3 separate regions of the Homo sapiens genome follow, and all the other regions are linked to region 2. Evidence: chromatin contacts called from ENCODE Hi-C or POLR2A ChIA-PET data. All regions are on one chromosome and are shown on one strand. The core of a region is the stretch at or near the end of the contact, and the rest is flanking DNA. Distances in the headings are between cores, read along the strand shown. Region 1 holds the start of DLGAP1-AS1 (DLGAP1 antisense RNA 1). Region 2 holds the start of YES1 (YES proto-oncogene 1, Src family tyrosine kinase). Region 3 overlaps MYOM1 (myomesin 1).

What was found. Hi-C counts contacts between places; a loop is a spot of excess contacts on that map. ChIA-PET counts read pairs that join two places held with the same protein, here RNA polymerase II (POLR2A). Pooled maps may share reads with other maps.
Region 1: a loop to region 2 is called in a pooled map, with 10 times the contacts of the local background. The contact joins the promoter of DLGAP1-AS1 here to the promoter of YES1 in region 2. A Hi-C loop is called at or near these places in 1 of 168 maps with a recorded cell type or tissue (naive thymus-derived CD4-positive, alpha-beta T cell), 5 of 37 single-sample maps with no recorded cell type and 14 of 50 pooled maps. POLR2A ChIA-PET finds 5 or more read pairs at or near these places in 1 of 52 experiments (naive thymus-derived CD4-positive, alpha-beta T cell).
Region 3: a map with no recorded cell type shows a loop between it and region 2 (9-fold over the local background). The contact joins the enhancer-like site here to the promoter of YES1 in region 2. A Hi-C loop is called at or near these places in 4 of 37 single-sample maps with no recorded cell type and 2 of 50 pooled maps.

The regions. Positions count from the first base shown.
Region 1 is chr18:3,592,289-3,595,363 of GRCh38, reverse strand. DLGAP1-AS1 (DLGAP1 antisense RNA 1) reads right to left here and starts at 1,250. Exons shown (of 3, transcript NR_024101.1): 1 at 1,124-1,250; 2 at 880-944. The region is part of intron 7 of DLGAP1 (DLG associated protein 1); the gene reads left to right. RefSeq lists enhancers at 1-78, 1,491-1,610 and a silencer at 199-493.
Region 2 is chr18:810,204-813,768 of GRCh38, reverse strand. YES1 (YES proto-oncogene 1, Src family tyrosine kinase) reads left to right here and starts at 1,527. Exons shown (of 12, transcript NM_005433.4): 1 at 1,527-1,655. RefSeq lists enhancers at 325-866, 867-1,409 and silencers at 1,141-1,650, 1,701-1,760, 1,831-1,920.
Region 3 is chr18:3,176,673-3,180,118 of GRCh38, reverse strand. All of the region lies in intron 5 of MYOM1 (myomesin 1), which reads left to right. Among named protein-coding and RNA genes, the nearest start is that of MYOM1, 42 kb to the left of the region's middle. RefSeq lists enhancers at 1,790-2,179, 2,200-2,319. Within about 2 kb of position 2,023, at least 14 of the 41 ENCODE cell types and tissues checked have a DNase peak (open chromatin) inside an H3K27ac peak, as active enhancers do.

The DNA of each region.
Region 1 (3,075 bases), core at 1-2,500, 2.8 Mb before region 2:
AGAAGTTTTAGACCTCAGCCTCTGGCCCTGGGCCTTCTGAAATGACCTTCCTCCAAACACCATTTAATTTCCGCTAACTTAGTTAATGAATGGAACTTTCTGAAGACAGCAGTTACTTTGATCTGAACCCCTTTCCTAGTTTCCAGTTAACATAGCCAGAGGGAGACAGAAGGGGTGCCCGCCTCTCAATGGGTGCCCTCTCCTCCTGCGTGGCTGGAGCAGCTCCCAGCTGTAGCTATTCCTCTAACGCAGAGAGAGCTGCAGAAAGCAGTTCCCAAAAGGAAGAAGGCAAGTTACAAATACCGCCGTTGGCATTTTCGTGGGTGTTTCCCGCCACATAGAGATAAAAGCTTTGAGGTGGGGCTTTGAGGCACACTCTCTGGGTAGCTGGGCCTGCAGTCTGGAAATCCTAAGTAATCCTTGCAAATAGGCTAACTGGAAGCCAGCAATACAAATGAGCAGTGCTTCTGGCCTGAGAGAAAGGTGTCTGCATTCAAAGTACAACTTCAGATAAAAATGGAAAATGCCAGTCCCACCCTGCAGGAATCCTGTTTCTGGGCTGTTTATCCTCACTGCCATCCACCCTACCCTTGGCTGTGACTAGGATGTGAAGAAAGAGATTGGGTGGAAAAGGCTACCGCAGCTCTTGCTCCGTTTAACTCACCACCTTAAAAAACATGGCCTTGGCTGCTGCTTTAAAACAACAACAACGAAAATCCCCAGCCCCAACCCAGAGGTTTAACCCTGCAGCTAAGGTGAAGTTTTTGTTAAGGTGATAAGGTAAAAAAGGACGCCATTCTGAGCCTTGACTTCCACTCTTCATACTTTTCGGAAGACAAGTCCAGCAAAGACCTCCACCCCTTCCAAAGAGCGACTTACCTCGTAGCTGATCCACAGATTGCAACGTACAGATGTGATGTTCCAGGCTTGGCCACAAGGGGACACTAGAGAGTAGGACTGCCCGCGTCAATGTTTTGTTTTTTACAGACTTTTGGTTGGGAGGGAGGGAGGGAGGGAGGGGGGTGTGGGAGTGGTGGGGGAGATGCTGGCTTTAAAAAAAAGTCCATTTGTTCCCTGAGATTGTGCCACTTGCCCTTTTATAAGTCAAAGGTTGCCACGTTACCTGTTGCCAGGTTCCTGAGAGTGCTTGGGGAAAATGTGGGCGAGAGAGGCACAGCACAGTCCTCCGGCTTGGTAGGTTTCAAGCTCTTTTGACTGGGCTGGCGCTGACATTTGCAGGGGCAGCTGCTGTGGATTGCCTGCGCATTGTTTGGCTGTAGTTCTAACAGAGGAGTGGCTGCGTCTGACATCATTTCCAGGCATCAAGTGCCTGGGGCTTTTTTTTTTTTTTTTCTTTAATGACGAACTCTCTGACCCCTCCCTGCCTGGATTTTTGTACAGTACATGCACTGTGCAAAACAGCCTCCACTCAGGAAGCCCAAGTTTTGTAGCAGCTTGTTGAAACAACTTGGGTGCCTTTTAAAAAAAATAAAGTTGTGACTCTGAAACAAACCTTTCCATTCTTCCTCCTTGCTGAGAACAATGTTGCGTTTGATTAGCAGCGCAGCCAGTGCTTTCTGAAAGATCTGCTCTCCCCAGAAGAGGCGGCTGCTATCAGTTGAATAGATCTCTAGGCCAGACATGCCGAGGCTTGGGGCATTTGTCTGGCGTTAGGAAGTGTCTGGAATACTAGCAACTACCAACTGGCGTGTCTTATGACTACAGGAATTATTACACTACCCTCCATTTCATTCACATCCCCTCTCCTCCCCTTACACACACACACAAGCATATTTTTTTCTACTTTAGAAAAAGTTGAGCGAGTCATCTTGTGGTTTCCGTGGAGGATGTAACTGGGAGAGAAGACTGTGGGATACCTTGTATCTCCCAGAGGGGGGCCGGGAATCATGGTGTATGACCCACCCCAACAGCCTCTGATCTCTGCCTTCTCACCACTGACCGCCACGCTTTGGGTGGCCTTAAATGTGAAGCTGTAAATATTTTGAAATAAGGTAGTGATTTTTCCATGTGCATTTTGTTTTGTGGCATTTCTCTCCTTCTGCAATATTTTAAAAGTTGCAACTGTGCACCCCTTGTTGACCACTCCAAATTCATTCATTCACTGAAACTTAAGAGTTCCTGCAGAGTGAGGATGGCTGTGCACGAAGGAGTCCCTCGTGGAAACCACGGTGCTTTAGTGGACAAGGTGTTTACTAGAGAGTGTTTACTGGCGGGGGGCGGGGGAGATAAACAAAGGTGGTTTGAGTTAATGGTCAGATGGGAGTTGGAGCCCTGAGTACTCTAACTCTGTCACTGAATCTCTAGATGAGTTAGGGATGTCCGTTGCCTGCTCTGAGCCTTAATATTTTCATCAGTTAAATGGGGATAGTGGGATCTTTCACATATGTGAGATCATGTCTATTTTCTTCTTTTTCTTTTCTTTTCTTTCTTTTTTTTCTTTTTCTTTTTCTTTTTCTTTTTCTTTCTTTCTTTTTCTTTTTTTTTTTTTTTTTTTTTTTTGAGGCAGGGTCTTGCTCTGTCACCTAGGCTGGAGTGCAGTGGCACAGTCATGGCTCATTGCGGCCTCCACCTCCCAAGCTCAAGTGATCCTCCCACCTCAGCCTACCGAGTAGCTGAGACTTCAGGCGTGCACCACCATGACCAGCTAGTTGTTGTTGTTTGGGTTTTTTTGAGACGAGGTCTCACTCTGTTGCCCAGGCTGGTCTCCAACACCTGGGCTAAAGCGATCCTTATGCTTCAGCCTCCCAAAGTGCTGGGATTACAGGTGTGAGCCACCACACCCAGCCCCCATGTCTATTAAGTTCTTAGCACAGTGTCCAGTACACAGAGTAAGGATTTGCTCTCTGGTGATTAGGAAGATCTAATGGCATGTCACGGGTCTGGACTGAATCTCATCTCATCATCTTTGTTGTTGCCAGGGTTTGCGCATTTTTGCCGGTGGAGGACTCCAGCCAGACCGCTGATTTGTCTGGCATTTGTTGGAAAGTCCGGCCAGCATAACACATCACCGCAAGGAGCAGGAGCCCTATGATGCACTGTTAAGTGCACAACTAT
Region 2 (3,565 bases), core at 278-2,777:
AAAGGCAACAGCTCAAGGAATTTTCTATTTTAATAAAAGCTGAATATAGACCTACATAAAATTTTAAAGCCCTGAGACAGTCAATGACAAATGAAGTTTTAGTAGCTAAGAAAATACAGCATCGTTCCACATTATGTGTCTCTTTAACGCCTACGCCTACCTTTCGTTCATTTAGTGAGCTGAAGAAAAAAATGTTCAAACCCTTATATGCATTTCCTTAAGTTCCTAGAATACCGGAATACTGACACATATGATTGCACTATTTCCTATCCGTCGAAGATGATTCTGAATTTCACTAAAAACCGCAAAGGAAACCAATAGTCACAAAATAATTCTGATAACCCCACCAAAGAGGAAATAAAGAGAGGAAGTTACTCTAAAAGTCTGATAGGGCAAAAGTGACTGCAGCAGAAGGGCCTCAAGGTTCAGTCCATGAGGACCTTGATTAACCTTCATCTTTACGCCCCCACCCCATCCTTCCGGGTCCTCCCCCTTCTTCAACGACTGGCTTTACAAGGCTCATAGGAAAGGTGCGTGTATTCAGACGGACACGATTCCAGCTGTGGCTCCTCCACTTTCAGGGTCGCTGTTTCCACAGTTGACAAGCAGGAGAACCATACTTGTTGCACTTCCCTCACTGGGCTGCCGCCAGCATCATATAGAAAAACGCTGTCCCAACATAAGCCAAAGCCACCATGACTGGGATAGTCGCCAAACAGAACTCAGCTTCGGTTCCCCTCCCGGCAAGGCTGGTTCGACCTACAGTCAACAGGAAGCTCCTGGGGGCAGGGACAGGATCCCTGCCTCGGAAGGAGGCAAGACGTGAACGTTTTTTGGACGGCGATCAGGATGGTGATGAGGGTGTGAGTAACGCCCCCGGCTCACGCGGTTGGGCTTGAGATTTTACTACCAACGACAAAGGGTGCGGAAGCGTAGCGCTGAGAAGCAAACAGCCAACCAAAAAAACTCAACCCCGTCCTCCCCCACAAAAGCAAGCCCCAAAGCCCTGGCCACTACTGAGAGCTGGGCCAAGGAACAGAGAAAGGCAGAGGGGCAGAATCGGAGCGCTCCATTCAATCTCCGCGGCAGCCGAGCGTCGGTGGGTTCGCGGGTGGGAAGGGACGCCGCGGGCCTGCTCTCCGGGCAGGGAAGCACCTCCTCCTCACGCCCCCTCGGCCTGCACCGCCCCCGGGAATCCGCCCCGGACCCCGCCGCCATGTTGGGTCGGGAGAAGTGACACGGACCGGTCGCCTATCCTGACCACAGCAAAGCGGCCCGGAGCCCGCGGAGGGGACCTGACGGGGGCGTAGGCGCCGGAAGGCTGGGGGCCCCGGAGCCGGGCCGGCGTGGCCCGAGTTCCGGTGAGCGGACGGCGGCGCGCGCAGGTACCCGCAGCCCCCGCCCCCGCTAGAAGTCAGGGGGCGGGGCCGGGGGGGGGGGGCGGAGGAGGTGGAGAGTGAGGCCGAGGCGTGGGGAGCCCGGGAACTCCCTCCTCCTGAAGTAACGCGTCCCGGGCCGGCTCTGCCGTCGTTGCTGCCGCCGGGCGCCCCGGGACGAGGAGGTGGAGGAGGGAGAGGGCCCGCGGGCCTCGCCTCCGCCCTCCGCCACCTCGAGCTGCGGTAGCAGCGACTCATGAGAGCGCGGCCGGAGGACAGGTAAGGACCCGGTGGGGCCCCGCGGGCGGAGGGTTCCACCTCTGCCCGGACAGGGCTAGGCCCCAGCGCCCGGAGCCGCCGCCGCCGCCGCCGCCGCGGTTCCCCGCCCCCGCGGGCCCGAGTCGGGAAGTTGGGAAGAAACTTCTCCCCTCCCCCGGATCGCCCGGCGGGCTTGTCTCGTTCCCCGCGCTACCTGCTCGCCCCTGACTCGGTCTCTGCCCTGTCCAGACCTGCCGGGTCCCGCCCAAGTCCGACCTGAGGTTCCAGGGGCGTGGGGACACTCCCCACCCCTTGTCTTTGGGGTCGTGTGGACCGCCCGGCGACGGGGAGGAGAGGTTTATTTTTGCCCCTACGGCCGAAGTAGGGGCGAGGGAAGCGGCCCCTTTGGGTCCTAAAGGCTGGGGGTCTGTGTATCGGCCGACGCCGGTAGCAGCTGTGCGGGGAGAGGAGCGGGTGTGTGGGGCGAGTGGATGAGCCTTTCTGGCTTTACTTGGTTTGATTGAAAACCGCAACATGTTTAAAGTTTTCCTTTGTTTTGGGTTGGGGGTTGGGAAATTTACCATTCAGCGTCCACTTTTACGGAATCATGCCACTCCGCCTCCCGTTGCGTTCGGTTCCCTGTCCACATGTGTTAAAGAAAATTGTCTTAAAGTGTGTTTTTCTTCTTGATAATTGCTTCCAGCTTTCACTTTATTGGGCATGGGGCAGAGCTGTTTTAAGAAGCTCTTTGAAAATCAAGTCTGGTGTAGGGACTTTAGTTTTTGTTTTGTAATGAGTAGGACTTAACAGTTCGGATTTGGTTGAATCATTTTCTGCATAATTAATTGATACAGGCGTGGAATAACATACTGTATAATTATAAATTACTAAAGGAAATAATGAAAGTCTTTGGTGGAAGCACAATTTTATGTCCATTTATTATGTATATACGTTCCACGGGTGTGTGTTTTCACAGTCGATTTCACATGATATGATTATAGTATCTTCATGTATTATAACTGTAAGATTACAGTGCCAAAGATACCTTGATAATTTTAAATATTTAAACCATCCTGTTACACTTCTAAAGTTAAATTACGCACTAAGGAAAGTATTACTAAATGTATACACGTGACTGTGCATTTAAGGAAAAGTGCATGGTAAATCTAATATCTTAACTATCACAGTGCTTGGCACACGGTGGACAGGAAGCATTTTGAATGGTCAGGTAATAAAGGAGTATCTTGTATTAGCCAAGGATCTTGTATGCATCACTTACGATGTTCATATATTGTACAGTAAGAAAGTTTTACTTTAGCAAATAATATATATGGTTTTTTGGTTTTTGTTTGTTTGCTTATAAGTGTGAGACCCCTGCCACAATTGACATGTAAGGAAAGGAAGTTAAATTGTATTTTTATTTTTGGACATTAGCTAAAAGTCGGTGGAGATTTTAAATGCTGGTTGACAATTCAGAGGGTCCTACATTTGAAAAAGACAATTGCCTTTGATCTGAAAACAAAACAGTTTATATCCATGTTTCCAGGATAAAAGATAAAAGGGCTCTTAAAATATATACTCTGTTGTAACCACTGTAATGTTATAATGGCTTTAATTTCGTAGTTAGGTTTTGCTGACTTCATAAACCACAAAATTGATTCCTTTCTGTTCATCTGAAAGTGAAATTACAGCTTTGACCTGTCTTCCTGGGTTAGGTGGAATTTGTCTTGTGGTCGAAGTATAATATTAATACATGGGCTGTTTTTGTGTGTGTGTTTTAGTTCAGGAAATTCACAAGCTGAAAAATTAATGTCTATGCAAGTAAAATTTCTTCATGGTATGTATTGATAAAAGAATAAATGTGCTAAAAGACTAGAAGTAAACCTGTATAAGTGAAATATTACCAACCGATGGTGTAAGACTTACTTATT
Region 3 (3,446 bases), core at 774-3,273, 2.4 Mb before region 2:
TTGCCATGTTACCCAGCTGGTCTCGAACTCCTGGCCTCAAACGATCCTCCTGCTTCAGCCTCCCAAAGTTCTGGGATTACAGGCATGAACTGCCACTGCTGACCTGCAGAATACTTTGTAATGAAAATTTTATAGAGATATGAGCAATACTTTTGATCCGAAGCCGAATTGAGTGTCACTGAGTCATTTGGTCAAACAGCACATGTCACAGCCGTTGGTATCACAGCGCTTTTCTTAGGCAAAGAGGAACCACTGAAAACCCTCCAGCACAAGAAAGAGCAGAGCCAGAGTGAGCTTGAGTCCAGTGTGAAATTACCTAAACCAATTATAGAAGAAGAGCATGCCAATTAACATGTTCTACCCTGTACTTCATCTAAACGGGGAATGCGGGAGATTAGAAGTGGCCAGTGGATTTCTTTTTCCAGGCCATCTCTGATCAGATAGTCCTGTCTGCTCGAGCCATGTTGAGACAGCTGTCTGAAGCTGCTGGCAGGAAATAGCACTGCATCAACTTGCAGGGTCTTCTGTGTTTGGAGAAGGTTATGTTGCTGCACCTGCCACACAGCTGCGATTCTTAAGCCAGTCCCACCCTCTCCATTTCACATCTGAGGGAACTGAGACTGTCAACTTACTTTCTTCGTGTGCATTTATTTAAAATCATCCAACTTTGGGAGGCTGAGGCAGGGGGATCGCTTGAGCCCAGGAATTTGAGACCAACTTGAGCAACATAGTGAGACCTCATCGCTATTTATTTAAAATAAAATCATCCATATCATGACATATATGCTTGTCAGAACTCTGTTCTCTCAGACAAAAAATTATGAAGCTACAATTAATCTATTGCATTACGTGCTAATTCTGTTCAACCAAATTTAACCAATTCTGAGCGCCTGCTGTTTGCCCATGACTCATTCTTCCTCAGGAGTAGGAATAGAAGTAAATGTGGATCAGGCCAGGCACAGTGGCTCATGGCTGTAATCCTAGCATTTTGGGAGGCCGAGGTGGGAGGATTGCTTGAGCCCAGGAGTTTAAGACCAGCATAGGCAACATAGCAAGAGCCTGTCTCTACAAAAAATAGAAAAAATTAGCTGAGTGTGGTGGTGCACACTTGTAGTCCCAGCTACTTGGTAGTCTGAGGTGGGAAGATTGCTCGAGCCTGGGAGGTGGAGGTTGCAGGGAGCTATAATCACACCATTGCACTCCAGCATGGGAGACAGAGCGAGACACTGTCTCAAAAAAAAAAAGTAAATGTGGATCAGACACAATCCCAACCTCAAAGGTTTGGCAACATAATAGAAGAGACACATATCCAACCATAATTTTGATAAATGTTATATTTAGTAACTTGAAGCAAGGAACCCTGATGCAGAGAGGCAGGAACGATTCATACTGTGTCATATTTTAGGGAAGAGTTTATTGAAGAAGTTGCATTTGATCTGAATCTTGAAGGATGAGTTCGGGTTCTGTTATATGGAGGAGAGTGTTTGTTTGTTTTAAGTGTAGAAAATGAATAACGTGCTTTAGGGACGGAGGGGTGTATGTGTATGTGAGAGAGAGAGCTGGGGAAAGGAAGGAGCTGACTGAAGCCAGTATTCTTCCTTCCTCTCCCTTTCCATCATGTTCCCTACTCCCAAACCTCCTTATGATCGTGTCCACAAGTCTGAAGAAATGAAATGCAGACAGAACAATTGGAAAATGGAAGCATCATGTGGGTCAGCAGCCAGGCTGCCGGTTCAAATCCCTCCTCTGCTGTTCCTGGCTGTGTGACTGGGCAAGTTCCTGAAACCCCCATGCCTTGGTTTCTTCATCTGGAAAATGAGGTTAAAAACAGCACTATCTCATACGGTGGTTGTGAGAACTGAACTTACCAATGTATGCATAAAGCGCTTAGAGCATTGCCTGGCTCATAGTCAATTCTCTGTGTCAGCTATGTTAATCAGGGTTATTGACGTCATCTGTGCGTGCGAAGTGGGCTGTCTGAAAGGGAAACAAGTGAAACCCAGTTCCTCTTTTGGGCAGAAAATGGTTTAAGTAGAAAAGCCTGGTCCAGCACCATAGCCACTGGCTACTGAGAACATGAGGAAGTGGTGAAGAATCCAGGCGCCACGTACAGACCCAGAAGACAGGGTCCCAGGGAGAGGCCCGCCTGCGTAGTCCACTCTCCGAGGGCTGTGAGGCTTAACCAGATATGGAACAGTCAGAAAAAGGGAGGCTTTCAGCTCTTACTTGTCAGAAGTTTCCTTTCATGATTTATATTATAAATTCTTCCAAGGCAAGAGCCATGTTTGTTTATGACATTGAATAAAACACTTAAATATAATGATCGTTCAATACAATGATATTGCAGGCCGAGCATAGTGGCTCACACCTGTAATCCCAGCACTTTGGGAGGTCAAGGCAGGTGGATGACCTGAGGTCAGGGGTTCGAGATCAGCCTGACCAACATGGTGAAACCCCATCTGTACTAAAAATACAAAAAACTAGCCAGGCGTAGTGGCCGGTGCCTGTAATCCCAGCTACTGGGGAGGCTGAGGCAGGAGAATCACTTGAACCCGGGAGGTGGAGTTTGCAGTGAGCCAAGATGATGCCATTGCACTCCAGCCTGGGCAACAAGAGTGAAACTCTGTCTCAAATAATAATAATAATAATAATAATAATAATAATAATAATAATGATATTGCTTCTAACAACATGCAAGAATGTTAGCAGGAAGAATGTTTTGCTCTCATCCTACACAGATAGCCAGCAATAAAACCCCCAACAGAAAGCCTTCCTCTCTGTTACATCAATAGTGGTCAACTTTTTAAAAAGCTTATTTATGTATTTATTTGTTTTATTTATTTTTAAAAAGCTTATTTGTTTGTTTGTTTTATTTATTTTAAGACACGGTCTCACTCTGTTGCCCAGGCTGGAGTGCAGTGGTGCGATCATAGCTCACTGCAGCCTCAGCCTCTCAGGCTCAAGCTATTCTCCCACTGCAGCCTCCAAAGTAGTTGGGACTACAGGTTTACACTCAGCTAATTTTTTGTAGTTTTTGTAGATTCAGGGTCTTGCTTATTGCCCAGGCTGGTCACAAACTCCTGGCCTCAAGTGATTCTTCCACTTCAGCCTCCCAAAGTGCTGGGATTACAGGAATTACATGCATAAGCCACCATGCCTGGCCTAAAACCTTTTAAATTATAATATAACATGCACACAAAAAGTGTGCATATTATATACTGCAAATTTTTTTTTTTCGAGATGGAGTCTCACTCCGTCGCCCAGGCTGGAGTGCAGTGGCACAATCTCAGCTCACTGCAACCTCCGCCTCCTGGGTTCAAACAATTCTTGTGCCTGAGCCTCCTGAGTAGCTGGGATTACAGGTGTGTGCTACCATGCCTGGCTAATTTTTAGTATTACTAGTAGAGATGGTATTTCACCACGTTGGCCAGGCTGGTCTCAAACTC